2 separate regions of the Homo sapiens genome follow, and region 2 is linked to region 1. Evidence: chromatin contacts called from ENCODE Hi-C or POLR2A ChIA-PET data. All regions are on one chromosome and are shown on one strand. The core of a region is the stretch at or near the end of the contact, and the rest is flanking DNA. Distances in the headings are between cores, read along the strand shown. Region 1 holds the start of ADA2 (adenosine deaminase 2). Region 2 overlaps CECR2 (CECR2 histone acetyl-lysine reader).

Region 1 (7,574 bases), core at 2,694-5,193:
AGGTGGATCACGAGGTCAGGAGTTCAAGACCAGCCTGGCCAAGATGGTGAAACCCCGTCTCTACTAAAAATACAAAAAAAAAATTAGCCAGGCATGGTGGCAGGTGCCTGTAATCCTGGATACTCGGGAGGCTGAGGCAGAGAATTGCTTGAGACTGGGAGGCAGAGGCTGCAGACAGCCAAGATTGTGCCACTGCACTCCAGCCTAGGTGACACAGCGAGACTCTGTCTCAAAAAAAAATTTTCACATATATTATTTCATACATACACACACACAAAAAACTTACTTAGAAAAAAAAAACTTAGTAGGAGGCACATGACATTTTTTCCTTCTTGCAGATTAAAGCTTTGAGTTTTATGGATATTAGGACATTTTCTTCAAAACCACATAGCAGTTCAATGAAAGAGCTAACTTTTCTGCTTCCTAAAAATACTTTGGTGTTTCAAAACACAAGTTCCCAGTGTCTGGAAAAATCACTTATGCCTGGTAACGTCTATTCCTGGGCTCCACTTTTGCTAATTGTGTGTTCCTCCAGGGATCTGCTTCCTTGTGCCCGGTGACTCCCCCACTACTTCAAAAACCTTCCATTTTCTTGCTGCCAGGGAAAGCGGTGTGGTGGAACCCACCTGGGCCTGCAAGGCCGTGCTATGCTTGTTACTAGCTGTGTGACCTTGGGCAAGTTACCTTACTGCCAGGTGCTTCAGGGTACGCCTCTCTCAAGTGGGGATTGCAATAGTCCCTACCTTATAAGATTGCTGCAAGGATTAAATGAGTATATATACACACACACACATACACACACATATTTGTATATACTCATTTATAGGTATGTATTGCTGTAGGGATTAAATGTTATATATATATATATATATATATATATATATATATATATATATATATACACACACACATACATATATAATTCTTAATATGCCTTAGCAATTATTATTTCCATTTTCTTAACTCTGGGTCAGAGAATCTTATTTACCTCATATAACAATCATATATGCAGCACTTTAAACCACTGGTAACTCTGCTATACTCTGTTATAGGTTGTGCATAGCATATAATTCATGATATTGGTGTGAAGAAAGGGATGTTTTAATGAAAATACCTCTCAAATGTTTGTGTAGCCATAGATGATCTTTAATTCTGAAAACCTCTCCTGTCTCCAATTCTGAGGTCATAATCCACCTGTCTCTTCAGGCATCTTTCTGTTGAGGTTTAGTTTTGCAGTCACTAAAAGATGCCTTTGTCCTGTTTTTCTGCCCTGCAGATTTTCAGGTTCTGAACACAAGCCCAGTTTCTGCTTCTGATGATCATTTTCAATAGAGCATAAAAAACAGAGCCATGTTCCACGTTTTTACGGCCTCTGCACTTGGCAAAATATTCTTCCCGAATGGCCTCACGTGTGCTCCCTATCATCACGCCTTTTCAGCTAGGCAACGCTCAGAGTCACACCTGAGTGGAGGCCGACGCCCCTTTGGAGGCGACTCCAGCCATAAAAAGTCCTGCTTGGAGCTGGTTTTAGCCACAGAGGGCCAATAAATGGCCCCTTCTGAATGAGGTGCCCCTGCACCTCTGCAGAGCCTGCTGCCAGCCTCCAGGATCTAACTGGGCTCTGATTCACCGCTCCCAACCCCACATCCAGGTAAGTGTGCCCAGCTCTTGTCTCTGCTTCCACCTCAAGATCTGAGTCTCCACTCCCCAGAACCCGGCAGGTTCTGCCTGACAAGGACCTGCAGTCCTCTGCCAGCTGCCACACCCTTGCCAAGGTGTGACTTGGAGTCCTGGAGCCACCTTCGGAGATGTGAAAATTAGCTCCTACTTTTAGCTAAAGCGTTTGGAAAGAAAAGCTTGATCTTTAGCTTTGACCTGGTCTTTAAAAAAACCCTTCAAGGGGAACATCACACACCAGGGCCTGTCGGGGGGGTCGGGGCTGGGGGAGGGATAGCATTAGGAGAAATACCTAATGTAAATGATGTGTTGATGGGTGCAGCAAACCAACATGGCACAGGTATACCTATGTATCAAACCTGCACATTGTGCACATGTACCCTAGAACTTAAAGTATAAAAAAAACCCACAAAAAACCCTTCACATGATTTACTTTCAGAATTGGTGGTTTCCCTTTGTGCGGCGCTGGAATCAATCTTGTTTCTCCTTATTACTTGCGGTGCATTCTGCTTCCTCTAACTTTCAAAAAATTAGTGTTAAACTCTTTTTTTTTTTTTTGAGACAAAATCTCACTCTGTCATCCAGACTGGAGTGCAATGGTGCAATCTCAGCTCACTGCAACCTCCACCTCCAGGGTTCAAGCAATTCTCCTGCCTCAGCCTCCCAAGTAGCTGGGATTACAGGTGCGCACCACCACACCTAATTTTTGTATTTTAGTAGGGGCTGGTCTCGAACCCCTTCCATTGTGATCCACCTGCCTCGGCCTCCCAAAGTGCTGGGATTACAGGCATGCACCACTGAGCCCAGCCTAGTCTTGAACTCTTGATGAGGGAATCCCTGACCCCTCTGTGTTTTCACTTTGGGATTTCTTCCTGTTTATTAAATGAATGACCTTGGTACTTTTTGGAGAAAATGACAAAAAGGAGCATCAAGGCTCCAGATGTATGGGAGCTGCAGAACTGAAACTGCCGTGGGCTTTTGGGGGTAGATTTGGGGTCTTGGGGGTAGATTTGAGTGGGACTGGGGAGGAGTGGGGTGCAATCGAGTCTTTAGACCATGCATGTGACATGGAGGTCCCTGGTGTAGCCTCCCATGTCTGCATTTCTAATTGGCTTGGATGAGGCATCCCAATAGTTACTTCTAAGAATAGTCATGGCTAATATTTATCAAGAGCTTTCTATGTGGCAGGTACTTTGCATGTGTTTTTCCTTTAATTCTGACAATGGACCCTCTGTGGTGGGTGCTTTTATTATCCACATTTTCAGATGAGGAAACTGAAGTATAGAGAGTTGAAACAACTTGGTCGAGGCCCCACTGCTACAGTGCTAAGGCCAGCTACAAAGCGAGGTCTGACTCTGACCGTCCTGGGTACAGGAGCCTTGTCTGCTCCACTTGTCCCTTGGAGCGTTGTTCTTGCTGGTCCTCTTCACACCCCAGCTCTTGTCTCCTACCTCCTGCCCCCTCTACTGTCCTGTCCCCGCATCCCTGATTTCCCCCCTAAAACATATATTTTATTATAGCTACTTTTTACTCTCTGTCTAATGGGTTGCCCCACAGTCCACAATCACATTTTGAGGAAGGAGAACTTCCCAGAGTTCATGAACAGATTTTGGAGTGCCTCTTTGCGGTGCTTGTTTCCAAAACCAACATGCTGTGGACCTTTCAAAGACACAGTACACACAAACACACACACACCCTCCCTCCAACACAAATAAACCCACATGCGGCCGGGCATGGTGGCTCACGCCTGTAATTCCAGCACTTTGGGAGGCCGAGGTGGGCGGATCACCTGAGGTCAGGAGTTCGAGAGCAGCCTGACCAACATGGTGAAACCCCATTTCTACTAAAAATACAAAAAATCAGTGGGGCATGGTGGCGCACGCCTGCAATCCCAGCTACTCGGGAGGCTGAGGCAGGAGAACTGCTTGAACCCGGGAGGCGGAGGCTGCAGTGAGCTGAGATTGCGCCATTGCACTCCAGCTTGGGCAACAAGAGTGAAACTCTGTCTACAAAAAAAAAAAAAAAAAAAAAAAAACAAACCCCACATGCACATAAACCGAAACACACACGAACACACAAACACCCACATGAACATGCGCACAAGCCCCCCACATCAAACTCAGATGCACACAGCAAGCATGCATGTAAGCCACACACTTGCCACTCTGGCTGCCTCAGCACTGCAGAGCCCCTCTCCCCGGCCTCTAGTTGGATCCCTGGTGCACACTGGAGGGAAATAAAACCTACCCCAACAGGAAGTGAAACAGTTGGTGAGCTTTTCCGGTGCTCTGCACAGATGCTGGGGCGCTGAGCAAACAGCCCTCAGTTTCTGGAGCTGTTCCGAGGTAACTGGGGTCCTTTGGGAGCTGTGGGATGATGAGGTTCAGGAGGTAGCTGGGAAGTCCGGAGCTTGGGCTTGATCCACCTGCACCTCTCCCTGTCTCCATCTGAGCTGGGTCTGAGACTCTCAGTGGAGGAGTAACAGGCTTTCTCCCAACAGGCTTTTGAAAATGGGCCCAAGGGCATTTACTCAGGACCACAGATGCATGTGGCCTACTCCACTGTCACCAGGCTGGAGTGTGGTGGCACGATCTCGGCTCTCTGCAACTTCTGCCTCTCGAGTTCAAGCCATTCTTGTGCCTCAGCCTCCCTAATAGCTGTGATTACAGGCACCCACCACCACGCCCGGCTAATTTTTGTATTTTTAGTAGAGACGGGGTTTCACCGTGTTGGCCAGGCTGGTCTTGAACGACTGACGTCAGGTGATCTGCCTGCCTCGGCCTTCCAAAGGGCTGGGATCACAGGCAGAGCCACCACACCCAGCCTCCTTTCTTCTTAGTCTGGAAGCAAACTACTTTATGAAGTTTTCATGCATCCTCTTTTAAAAGTAAAAGGAAAATCTTGTGGAGGAGAGAAGATGAAGTAGATATAGCAATAAATTGTGAATAAGGATTGTTTTTACTAGTATTCAACCAGGCAGGTCTTGACCACCATTAGATAAACTTCTGTCTGGCAGCCTGGAAAAGTTCACAGTTGCTGGGACACAAATGCTTTTGGGGTCCTTCTTGGAGAGGATGGAGTTGAAGATTTGGGAGCTTGATGGCCTTTGTTATGTGTCACCAGGGAGACAGGGACAAGGGGCGGGGCTGTTGATGGAGAATGTGGCATGGGGTAGGTGGGATGGTGACATAGAAGTCACCGTGCTCCTGCCCTAGAGATTTTAGTAGCAGGCAAACACCGTGGTCAAAAAAGAGAGTCAAGGACTTAATGAAGTTAAAGGGGTTCTGCTGACGTCCAGCACTCTGATTTTGGGGGTACAGCTTCTGCCATAACTGCATATTGCTGATACTAGTTCCTTCTTAAAATTTTCTTTGCTATCTGATGTACTACAGAATAACTGAGCTGGGAAGAATCTTGGATATTAAAATGATTTAATGAGTAGCAAACTTTCCATTTTTGTCATATCCTTGCACCTCTATTTACTTAATATTTTTCTTTAACTTAAAAATTTTTCAACAAAAACAATAATAGTTACGATATCATGGGTTTGATGTGCTAATACATGTTTTAAAATTACCTATCTGTCAACATAACCCCTATCCATTTGTGAGCCACCTAAGATTGTATTTATGCCACTGATGATATTCATGCTGCACTTGGAAAACCACTGATCTTGTCCAAGTTACCTTTTTTGTAGGTGAGGACACTGAGATCTGGAGACGTTAGTGATTTGCCCAAGGTTGCACAGTTAGAATGATACTAATTTGAGGCTGTTCCTAAGGTCTCCTAATTTACAGTCTTGACATGTTCCAGTATGCTGTATCATACTTTCAAGTGTAGAGAAACAATCGTTTTATTTTCATTTTAAAAATTTTATTTACGTATTTATTTTTGAGACAGAGTCTTGCTCTGTCACCCAGGCTGGAGTGCAGTGGTGCAATCTAGGCTCACTGAAACCTCCGCCTCCCAGGTTCAAGAACTTCTCATGCCTCAGCCTCATGAATAGCTGGGACTACAGGTTCAATACACCACGCCTGGCTAATTTTTGTATTTTGGTTTTGCTATGTTGCCCAGGCTGGTATCGAACTCCTGGGCACCAGTGATCTGCCCACCTCAGCCTCCCAAAGTGCTGGGATTATAGGCATGAGCCACTGCCCCTTCTTAAATGTAATTCAAATAGATAACCCAGGTAAAGGAGCAGCATAGAGCCTTGTGTGAGGAGATGCTGAATACATTTCCTTCCTTCAGTCCCTGCTCGTTGCCACCCTGAACTGGCTGCTCTCTGCAAGTTTTGATAATCCTTTCTAATGCTAATGCTCTGAAATACCAAGATGCTGTACCTTGGTGTGGCCACAGAATGATTGACTGTGCTGTGCAAGGTACTCAATCTAAAGACTGTCAGTTCTGGGGCAATTTCTTGTATTCCTTATTGGCTTATTTCCTTCACCTGTTTTTTTTTTCTTTTTCCTTCTGAAATGTCTGTTATTTGGGTGTTGGATTTCTTCAACCAATAATCATCTCATTTTCTTTTCTCCTATTTTGCTTTACTTTTAAAAATATTTTCTTTAACTTCATTTTTAATATTGCTAGTAAATTTTTAAACATTCGGCTTTGCTGTTTTTAATTTCTGAAAGTTCTTTCTAATTCTCATTTTTTTAATCACCTCCTGTTCCTGTTTTACACACACAATGTTTTATGTCTTTAAGGATGTTAATTACAGTTCTTTCAGGTTTTTCTTTTATTTCCTGTGTTGCTTTGTTTCCTCTCAGTTCCTTATCTCTGTGTGTTTTGTTTTGGTTTCTTTCTCAGTTTGAAGCATGTCTTATGATCTTGTGCTCTGGTTATATTTGTTATTTATTTATTTATTTTAACTTTAATCCATTTTATTTGAGTCTCTCTCTCTATATATATGTGTGTGTGTGTGTGTGTTTTTTTTTTTTTTGAGGTGGAGTCTTGCTCTGTTGCCGGGCTGGAGTGCAGTGGCACGAACTCGGCTCACTGCAACCTCTGCCCTCTGGGTTCAAGCAAGTTTCCTGCCTCAGCCTCCCAAGTAGCTGGGATTACAGGCACACGCCACATGGCTAGTTTTTGTATTTTTAGTAGAGACAGGGTTTTGCCATGTTGGCCAGGCTGGTCTTGAACTCCTGACCTTGTGATCCACCTGCCTCGGCCTCCCTAAGTGCTGGGATTACAGGCATGAGCCACCATGCCCGGTCTTAGTTACTCTGAAATATACATAATATTATTGCTAAGTATAGTCACCCTAGTCTACTATGAAACATTAGAACTTATTTCTTCTATCTAACTGTAGGTTTTTTTTTTTCCTGGGAGTGGGGCAGATAGGGTTTCACTCTGTCACCCAGGCAGGAGTGCAATGGCACCATCATGGCTCACTGCAGCCTTGACCTCCCAGACTCAAGTGATCCTCCCACCTCAGCCTGCTGAGTAGCTGGGAGTACAGGTGTGTACCACTACACATGGATAATTTTTATTATTATATTTATTTATTTATTTTGAGATGAAGTCTTGCTTCTTCCCCAGGCTGGAGTGCAGTGGTGCGATATCGGCTCACTGCAACCTCCGCCTCTCAGGTTCAAGCGATTCTCCTGCCTCAGCCTCCTGTGTAGTTGGGATTACAGGTGCACGCCACCACGCCTGACTAATTTTTGTATTTTTAGTAGAGATGGGGTTTCACCATGTTGGTCAGGCTGGTCTCGAACTCCTGACCTCGTGATCTGCCTGCCGATAATTTTTAAATTTTTTGTAGAGATGGGGGTCTCGCTTTGTTGCCCAGGCCAGTCTTCAACTTCTAGGCTCAAGTGATTCTCCTGCCTCAGCCTCTTGAAGTGCTTGTCTATTTGTACCCATAACCAACTTCTCTTCATCCCCCATGTCTA
Region 2 (7,574 bases), core at 3,006-5,505, 270 kb before region 1:
ACACTTTAAAAAAACACAAGGAGGCCTGGCATGGTGGCTCATGCCTGTAATCCTAGCACTTTGGGAGGCTGAGGTGGACAGATCATGAAGTCAGGAGTTTGAGACCAGCCTGGCCAATATGGTGAAACCCTGTCTCTACTAAAAATAAAAAATAAAAATAAAAAAAAAATTAGCCGGGCGTGGTGGCATGCACCTGTAATCCCAGCTACTCGGGAGGCTGATGCAGGAGAATTGCTTGCACTCAGGAGGCGGAGGTTGCAGTGAGCTGAGATCACACCACTGCACTCCAGCCTGGGTGACAGAGCAAGACGCCATCTCAAAAAATAAATAAATAAAAATACAAAGATTAAAAGGATAGAAAATGATCTACCAGGCACAGTAAGCATGAGAAAGCTGAGGATTAATATGAGACAAAGCAGATGTGGAGACAGAGTGTCACATAAGAAGAAATGGAACAACTTCCCAGGACTATATAACAAAGCTACCGCTACACATCCAATAACAGGACACCACAACCCATGAGACAAAATGGGCACAACTAATGGGAGAAATAGATCCACAATCAGAGAGATTTTAATACTGGCTTCTCATTAATAGACCAAACACACACACACACACACACAAAAAAAAAACAGTAAGGAACAGATCTCAACAGTATTACCACTAACATACTAAATCACGAATTTAAATAATACACTTTTGGGTCACAGAAGAAATAAAGGAGAGCATGTTTTAAACAATAATATAAACATCAAAATTCGCAGGATGCAGCCAACTATGGGTTAGAAGGAAATTTACAAGTTTTTTAGGGAAAATTTATAGCTTTAAATGCCTGTTTTTTGAAAAAAGGCTCAAAAACAGTACTCCAAAGAAGCAAAAAAAAAAAAAGAGCAAGCTAAAGCCAAAGTAAACAGAGGAAATAAAAAAGAGAAATCAATAAAATAAAAAAGCAAAGAGTAAAGAAAATTAATAATATAAAACAGTTCCTTAGTAAACATTTAAAAAGTTGATAAGGCCTGGAATGGCTGCTCACGCCTGTAATTCCAGCACTTTGGGAGGCTGAGGCTGGAGGACAACTTGAGGCCATGAGTTCAAGACCAGCCTGGGCAATATATCAAGACCTGTCTCTACAACAAATATGCTTTAAATAAGCAGGGTGTGATGGAGCATACCTATAGTCCCAGCTACTCAGGAGGCTGAAGCCGGAGGACTGTTTGAGCCCAGGAGGTCGAGGCTGCAGTGGGCTATGATCACAGCACTGCACTCCAGCCTGGGTAACAGAGTGGGAACCCTGTCTCAAAAAAGTCAATAAATAAATTAAATAAGCATCCCTAATTTAAAAGAAATAAGTAAAACACTTGGCCAAATATTTCACCAAAAAAGACATATACAAATTTATGGTAAGCACATGAATAACCACTCCACATTACTAGTCATCGGGGAAATGCAAATTAAACCCACAATGAGCTGCCACTTTCAACACAATAGGATTAGTAAAATTAAAAACAGCAGATGTTGGCAAAGATAGGAAGTAACTAGGCCGGGCGAGGTGGCTCATGCCTGTAATCCCAGTACTTTGGGAGGCCGAGGCGGGTGATCACCTGAGGTCAGGAGTTCAAGACCAGCTTGATTAACATGGTGAAACCCCGTCTCTACTAAATACAAAAAATTAGCTGGCGCATGCCTGTAATCCCAGCTACTTGGGAGGCTGAGGCAGGAGAATCACTTGAGGTGGAGGTTGCAGTGAGCAGAGATAGCACCATTGCACTCCAGCCTGGGCAAAAAGAGCAAAACTCTTGTCTCAAACAAATAAATAAGTAAATAAAAATTTAAAAAGATATGAAGCAACTGGACTGTTCAGATATTGCTGGTGGAAACGTAAATGTTGCAAGTGTTTGGAAAATAATTTCACAGTTTAAGTCAAACATACTTTTACCATGTGACCCGCCAGCAATTCCCAAGAGAAATGAAATTAAGTGCACACAAGCATTTGTATGCAAATGTTCACAGCAGCTTCATTCATAATAGGCTCCAACTGGAAGCAACCTAAGTGCTCATCCCAAGAACAGATTCAATAAATTGTGATATATTTTTCACTAGATACAATTTAGTCCCCCACCCCCCTCAAAGGAATAAACCACTGATACAAACAATGGCATGGGTGAATATCATACAGGCACTATGTGAATGAAAGAAGCTGATGTGAGTTCATTTCACACTGTGTGATCCCATTCATACAGTTCTAGAACAGGTTAGGCTCCAACTATAGTGATAAAAATGTCGTCAGTGGTTGCCAGGTGTACAATGTAGGTATGGGGAAGACTGACTACAAAGGAAACTTTCTGGGAAGACAGAAATGTCTATTTTCTTCAGTAGGATAGTGACTATGTGGTGCCCTCATTTGTTACAAAACACTGGCCTATGTTAAAAAAGACACGATGAACGTACTTAACAGAAGTATTGTCATTTCCAAAAAGATGACAGATATTTCTGTAAAGAGAACCCAAAACACTAAATGTTTGTTTATAAGGGATCTAAATTAGGGAATCTATTACGCAATGCTAGATCCATAATTAAAAATTAAATGAGGCCGGGTGCGGTGGCTCACGCCTGTAATCCCAGCACTTTGGGAGGCCAAGGGGGGGCAGATCACCTGAGGTCAGGAGTTTGAGACCAGCCTGGTCAACATGGTGAAACGCTGTCTCTACTAAAAATACAAAAATTAGCCGGGCATGATGGTGGGTGCCTTAATCCCAGCTACTTGGGAGGCAGAGGCAGAAGAATCATTTGAACCCAGGAGGTGGAGGTTGCAGTGAGTCGAGATCAGGCCATTGCACTCAAACCTGGGGGACAAGAGCGAGACTTCTCTCAAAATAAATAAATAAATAAATAAATAAATACATGAAAAATTGAATATACAATGTTGATGAATTACCGTTTAAGAGTGTAAGCCACAGGACAGTGGGTGAAGACCATACTGAAGCACAAATCAGTCTGCGTTCTATAAAGAGCACTCTACTAAAGATGTACGGACAAAAGGAAAAACATTTTAGCAGTAAGTATTATCATCATGAGTATTTAATGAAAAAAATTTTTTTGAGACACCCAGGCTTGTGCATGGCGCGATCTCGGCTCACTGCAAGCTCTGCCTCCCGGGTTCACACCACTCTCCTGCCTCAGTAGCTGGGACTACAGGCGCTCGCTACCAAACCCGGCTGATTTTTTATATTTTTTAAGTACAGACGGGGTTTCACCGCGTTAGCCAGGATGGTCTCTATCTCCTGACCTAGTGATCCACCCGCCTCGGCCTCCCAAAGTGCTGGGATTACAGGCATGAGCCACCGCGCCCAACCAATGAAAAATATTTTTACGCTGCTTAAACCGTAGCTCAAAACACAGTTTGATTCAATCGTAGCTTTACTTTGACAGTGAAGAGCAAATCAGAAGTTCCTATTTTCCACCCAGTGCTCAATTTGCCAGGTTACTTCCCAGTGGAAAACAAAAGTGCTGAAAGAGCCACTAGTTAAATTCCTAAAGTATTTTTATTGATACAGGACCATAAAACCCACTGACCAGATTTGCAATTCCAGGGAGAATATAGAAGAAAAAGTATGTAGTGTTGCAAAGAACGTGTTAGCATCAAATCAAAACTCTGCTTAAGTTTTATATTGAAAGAGAAAGGCAAAGAATTGTCAAAAATGAAGAATCCACATTTCACCATCGAGCTGAAAAACAGAAAGTGAGCAATGCCTTAGATTAGTGACCTTCCAGCGAAGTCCTGGACCAGCAGCGTGCAGCATCAGCACCACCCAGAACTTGCACAGCATGCAGGTTCCCAGGCCCCAGCCCAAGCCTACGGAATGAAACGCTGGTGAGGCCCAGCGATTTGTGTTGTAACCACCCTTAGGTGATTGTGTGGTAAGGCTGGAGAATCACCACTCGCGCTTATTCATACCTTCTGTCTTCTCCCTGCTCACCAGGTATGATAACTTTCCTGAATTGCGATAAGCTTTCACTTGATCTTCTTCGTAAGTTTTCCATATATATGTATCCTTATTTGGTTCTCCTTGCCTTACACTTAATAAGTCACTGGTGTGTATGCTTCTGTGACTTGCATTATTTGCCTAACATTCTTTCTAATGGCCTAGTTTTTCCTGGGGAGAATGCACAGCTGTAGTAAGGCTTGCCCTCAGCTCCTCAAGGCCACCCGCGTTCCCAGCCATGTGGGCTTTCCCAGTGGCTGACGCTTCATCCAAGCCGCAAGGGGCGTCCCCAGAGTGTGACAGTGAACACTAGCATGTGACTGACACGCCCCCAGTGGCGTGTCACATACAGGCACACAGGGTTCCACAGCATCACGGGGGCCTCCTCGGAGTCCAGCCCCACGCCTTACACCCAGGAAAATACCACTTTATACCACTTTATTTTGGCAACAAAATGAACAAATTCCTGAAAAAATCATTTGAATTGAGACTTTATTCTCGATGTCTCTCAGGCTTATACCAGTTTTGTTTTGCCTTCGCTTCCTCAGGTAAAAAAATAAACTGTACTTGATGATGAGGTTCCTTTTACGTCTAAGTTGTTGACTATGAACTGCAGATCAATCTAGGATTTAAAAACCCTTTTAGATGGGCACGGTGGTGCCTGCCTGTCATCTCAGCTACTTAGGAGGCTGAGGTGAGAAGATGGCTTGAGCCCAGGAGTTGGAGGCTGCAGTCAGCTATGACTGCGCCACAGCACTCAAGACTGCGCTGAAGAGTGAGATCTCGTCTTCAAAACAAAAACAGAACAAACAAAACCCACGTTTTAAAGCAGAGGTCCACAGAAATAACTGATTTCTACTGAAATCATATAGATACTGCAGATATTTCCAAATAGCACTTATGCTCACTGAGATCTGAAGACAGTAATTTTGGGAAATTAGCTCTGCTGTTAGATGAATACAACACTAACTATATCAAAAATTTCATTCTTCAATACTTTACTTTCTTTTCTTTTTTGGAGACAGGGTCTCACTCTGCTACCCAGGCTGGAGTGCAGTGGCACCATCTCCACTGCAACCTCCGCCTCCTGGGCTCCACTGATTCTCCTGCCTCAGCCTCCCGAGTACCTGGGACTACAGGTGTGCGCCACTGTACCCCACTAATTTTTGTATAATACTTTTTGTAGAGCCGGGGTTTCACCATGTTGCCCAGGCTGGTCTCGAACTCCTGAGTTCATGTGAGCGGCCTGCCTCGGCCTCCCAAGAGTGTTGAGATTACAGGCGTGAGCCACCACGCCCGGCCAATACTTCACTACTTTTCAGTATAATTGGGTTCGGGTGTAATCTTATGATTTCAAAACATTATTTTTAGATGGGGTTCACAGGCTTCCTTAGTATGTCAAAGAGTTAAAAATCCTGTTTTCAAGGAAAACTGTTTTACTTAACACTTTTCTCCTGTACTTCTCATTGACAGCACGGGGCTGCAGTTAGGAGTCGGAGGTCTAGGAAACAGATCTGTACTGTCTCAATTACCAGCTGTGTAACCTTGGGCAATTTATTTAACTTCTCTGTGCCTCAAATTCCTCATCCCTGATGGAAGGATGGGAGAGGACTTTCTATTAGAGGGCTGTCGGAAGGATTAAATGAGTGTTCTTGAGAAGCAGTTGGCAGCGTCCAGGACATAGGACATGCTGGCCAGTATCATTTCCATGAGTAGACAGTGTTATGCTGTCCTGTAAGTGCAAAAACCTCAGGTTGGAGAGTACGGTTGAAAGGAAATGTGGCTTCTATATTTCAATTTTAAAGATTAGATTGAGTCAGTGGAACTGGAATAGTTAACTAGCTTCCTAAATACAGGAGTCGGAAAATTATAGCCCGAGGGCCAAATCTGGCCTGATGTCCTTTTTTGTTGAGACACACTTTCGCTCTGTCGCAGAGGCTGGAGTGCTGTGGCATGATCTCGGCTCACTGCAACCTCTGCCTTCCAGGTTCAAGCAATTCTCATGCCTCAGCCTACAGAGTAGCTGGGACTACAGGCGTGTGCCAATACACCCGGCTAATTTTTGAATTTTTAGTAGAGACGTGGTCTCGAACTCCTGACCTCAAGTGATCCGCCCACCTTGGCCTCCCAAAGTGCTGGGATTACAGGCTTGAGACGTTGCGCCAGACCTCCTTTAAAAACAAAACAAAACAAACAAACAAACAAAAAACAGTCTATAATAATGGTTTTTATATTTTTTAATGGTGGGGAAAAAAAATTAAAAAAAACAACAACAGAAAAACAGTCTTTCCTGGCAGGTGAAAATGATACAAAAGTCAAACCTCAGTGATTAGAAAGTTCTAATAAGACACAGTCACTATTGGTTTTTCTGTATTGCCTATGGCTGCTTTCATAGTGACAGAGCTGATTACCTGCAACACAGAGCCTAAAATACAAGGTGGGTGTGCACCTGTAACACTAGTTCCTCAGGATCAGGAGGCTGAGGCAGGAAGATTGCTTGAATCTAGAAGTTTGAGGCTGCAATGGGTTAGGATTGGTCGAATGCACTCCAGCCTGGGGAACAGAGTGAGACTCTGTTGCAAGTGAGGGCCTAAAATAGCCACGCATTGCTTAACATAAAGGATATGTTCTAAGAAAGGCATGGTTAGGTGATTCTGTTGCTGTGGAAACATCATAGTGTATTTACATAAACCTAGATGGTAGAGCCTACTACACACCTAGACTATATGGCATAGCCCACTGCTCCTAGGCTACAAACCTATACTGCACCTGACTGTACTGAATACTGTAAGCCACTGTAATGGAATGTTAAGGATTTGTGGATCCAGACACATCTAAACATAGAAAAGGTATAGTAAGGACATGGTACAAAAGATTTTTAAAATGGTGTATCTGTATAAAGCACTTGTCATGAGTGCAGCTTGCAGAACTAAAGTTGCTCTGGGTGAATCAGTAACTGAGTAGTAAATGAATGTGAAGGCTTGGCACATGACTGTACATCACTGTAAACTTTCTAAATGCTGTAAACTTAGGCTATACTATGTTTATTTTAAAAAAAACCTTTCCTTCAATAATAAATTTAGCTTACTATGACATTTAAAAATTCACAAACTTTTAACTTTTTGATTCTTTTGTAATAACAGCCTAAAACACTTTTTAGAGCTATACAAAAATATTTTTTTCTTTTTTTTTCTGCTCTGTAGCCACAGCTAGAGTGCAGTAGGGACCGTAGCTCACTGCAGCCTCCAACTCCTGATCCTCCCACCTCAACCTCCCTAGTAGCTTAGACTACATGCATGCACCACCATGTCCAGATAATTATTTTAATTTTTTTAGTAGAGACAGGGGTCTTGCTATATTGCCCAGCTAATTCATTTATTTTTATTTTTTAGTAGAGACGGAGTCTTGCTATGTTGCCCAGGCTGGTCTCGAACTCCTGGCCTCAAACCGTCCTCTCACCTCATCCTCCCAGAGTGCTGGGATTACAGGCATGAGCCACTGTGTGGCGGCCTTCTTTATATCCTTATTCTATAAGCTGTTTTCTATTGTTGAAATTTTTTGTTTTTTACATTTGATCTGTTTTGTTCAAAA

Evidence for each region. Hi-C counts contacts between places; a loop is a spot of excess contacts on that map. ChIA-PET counts read pairs that join two places held with the same protein, here RNA polymerase II (POLR2A). Pooled maps may share reads with other maps.
Region 2: a loop to region 1 is called in a pooled map, with 4 times the contacts of the local background. The contact joins the enhancer-like site here to the promoter of ADA2 in region 1. A Hi-C loop is called at or near these places in 4 of 168 maps with a recorded cell type or tissue (heart left ventricle and heart right ventricle), 5 of 37 single-sample maps with no recorded cell type and 7 of 50 pooled maps. POLR2A ChIA-PET finds 5 or more read pairs at or near these places in 3 of 52 experiments (T-cell, activated CD4-positive, alpha-beta T cell and activated naive CD4-positive, alpha-beta T cell).

What each region holds. Positions count from the first base shown.
Region 1 is chr22:17,215,804-17,223,377 of GRCh38, reverse strand. It overlaps ADA2 (adenosine deaminase 2), which reads left to right and starts at 3,943. Exons shown (of 10, transcript NM_001282225.2): 1 at 3,943-4,022. RefSeq lists enhancers at 4,156-4,285, 4,296-4,365, 4,206-4,566.
Region 2 is chr22:17,483,197-17,490,770 of GRCh38, reverse strand. All of the region lies in intron 2 of CECR2 (CECR2 histone acetyl-lysine reader), which reads right to left. Among named protein-coding and RNA genes, the nearest start is that of SLC25A18, 77 kb to the left of the region's middle. Within about 2 kb of position 4,255, at least 3 of the 41 ENCODE cell types and tissues checked have a DNase peak (open chromatin) inside an H3K27ac peak, as active enhancers do.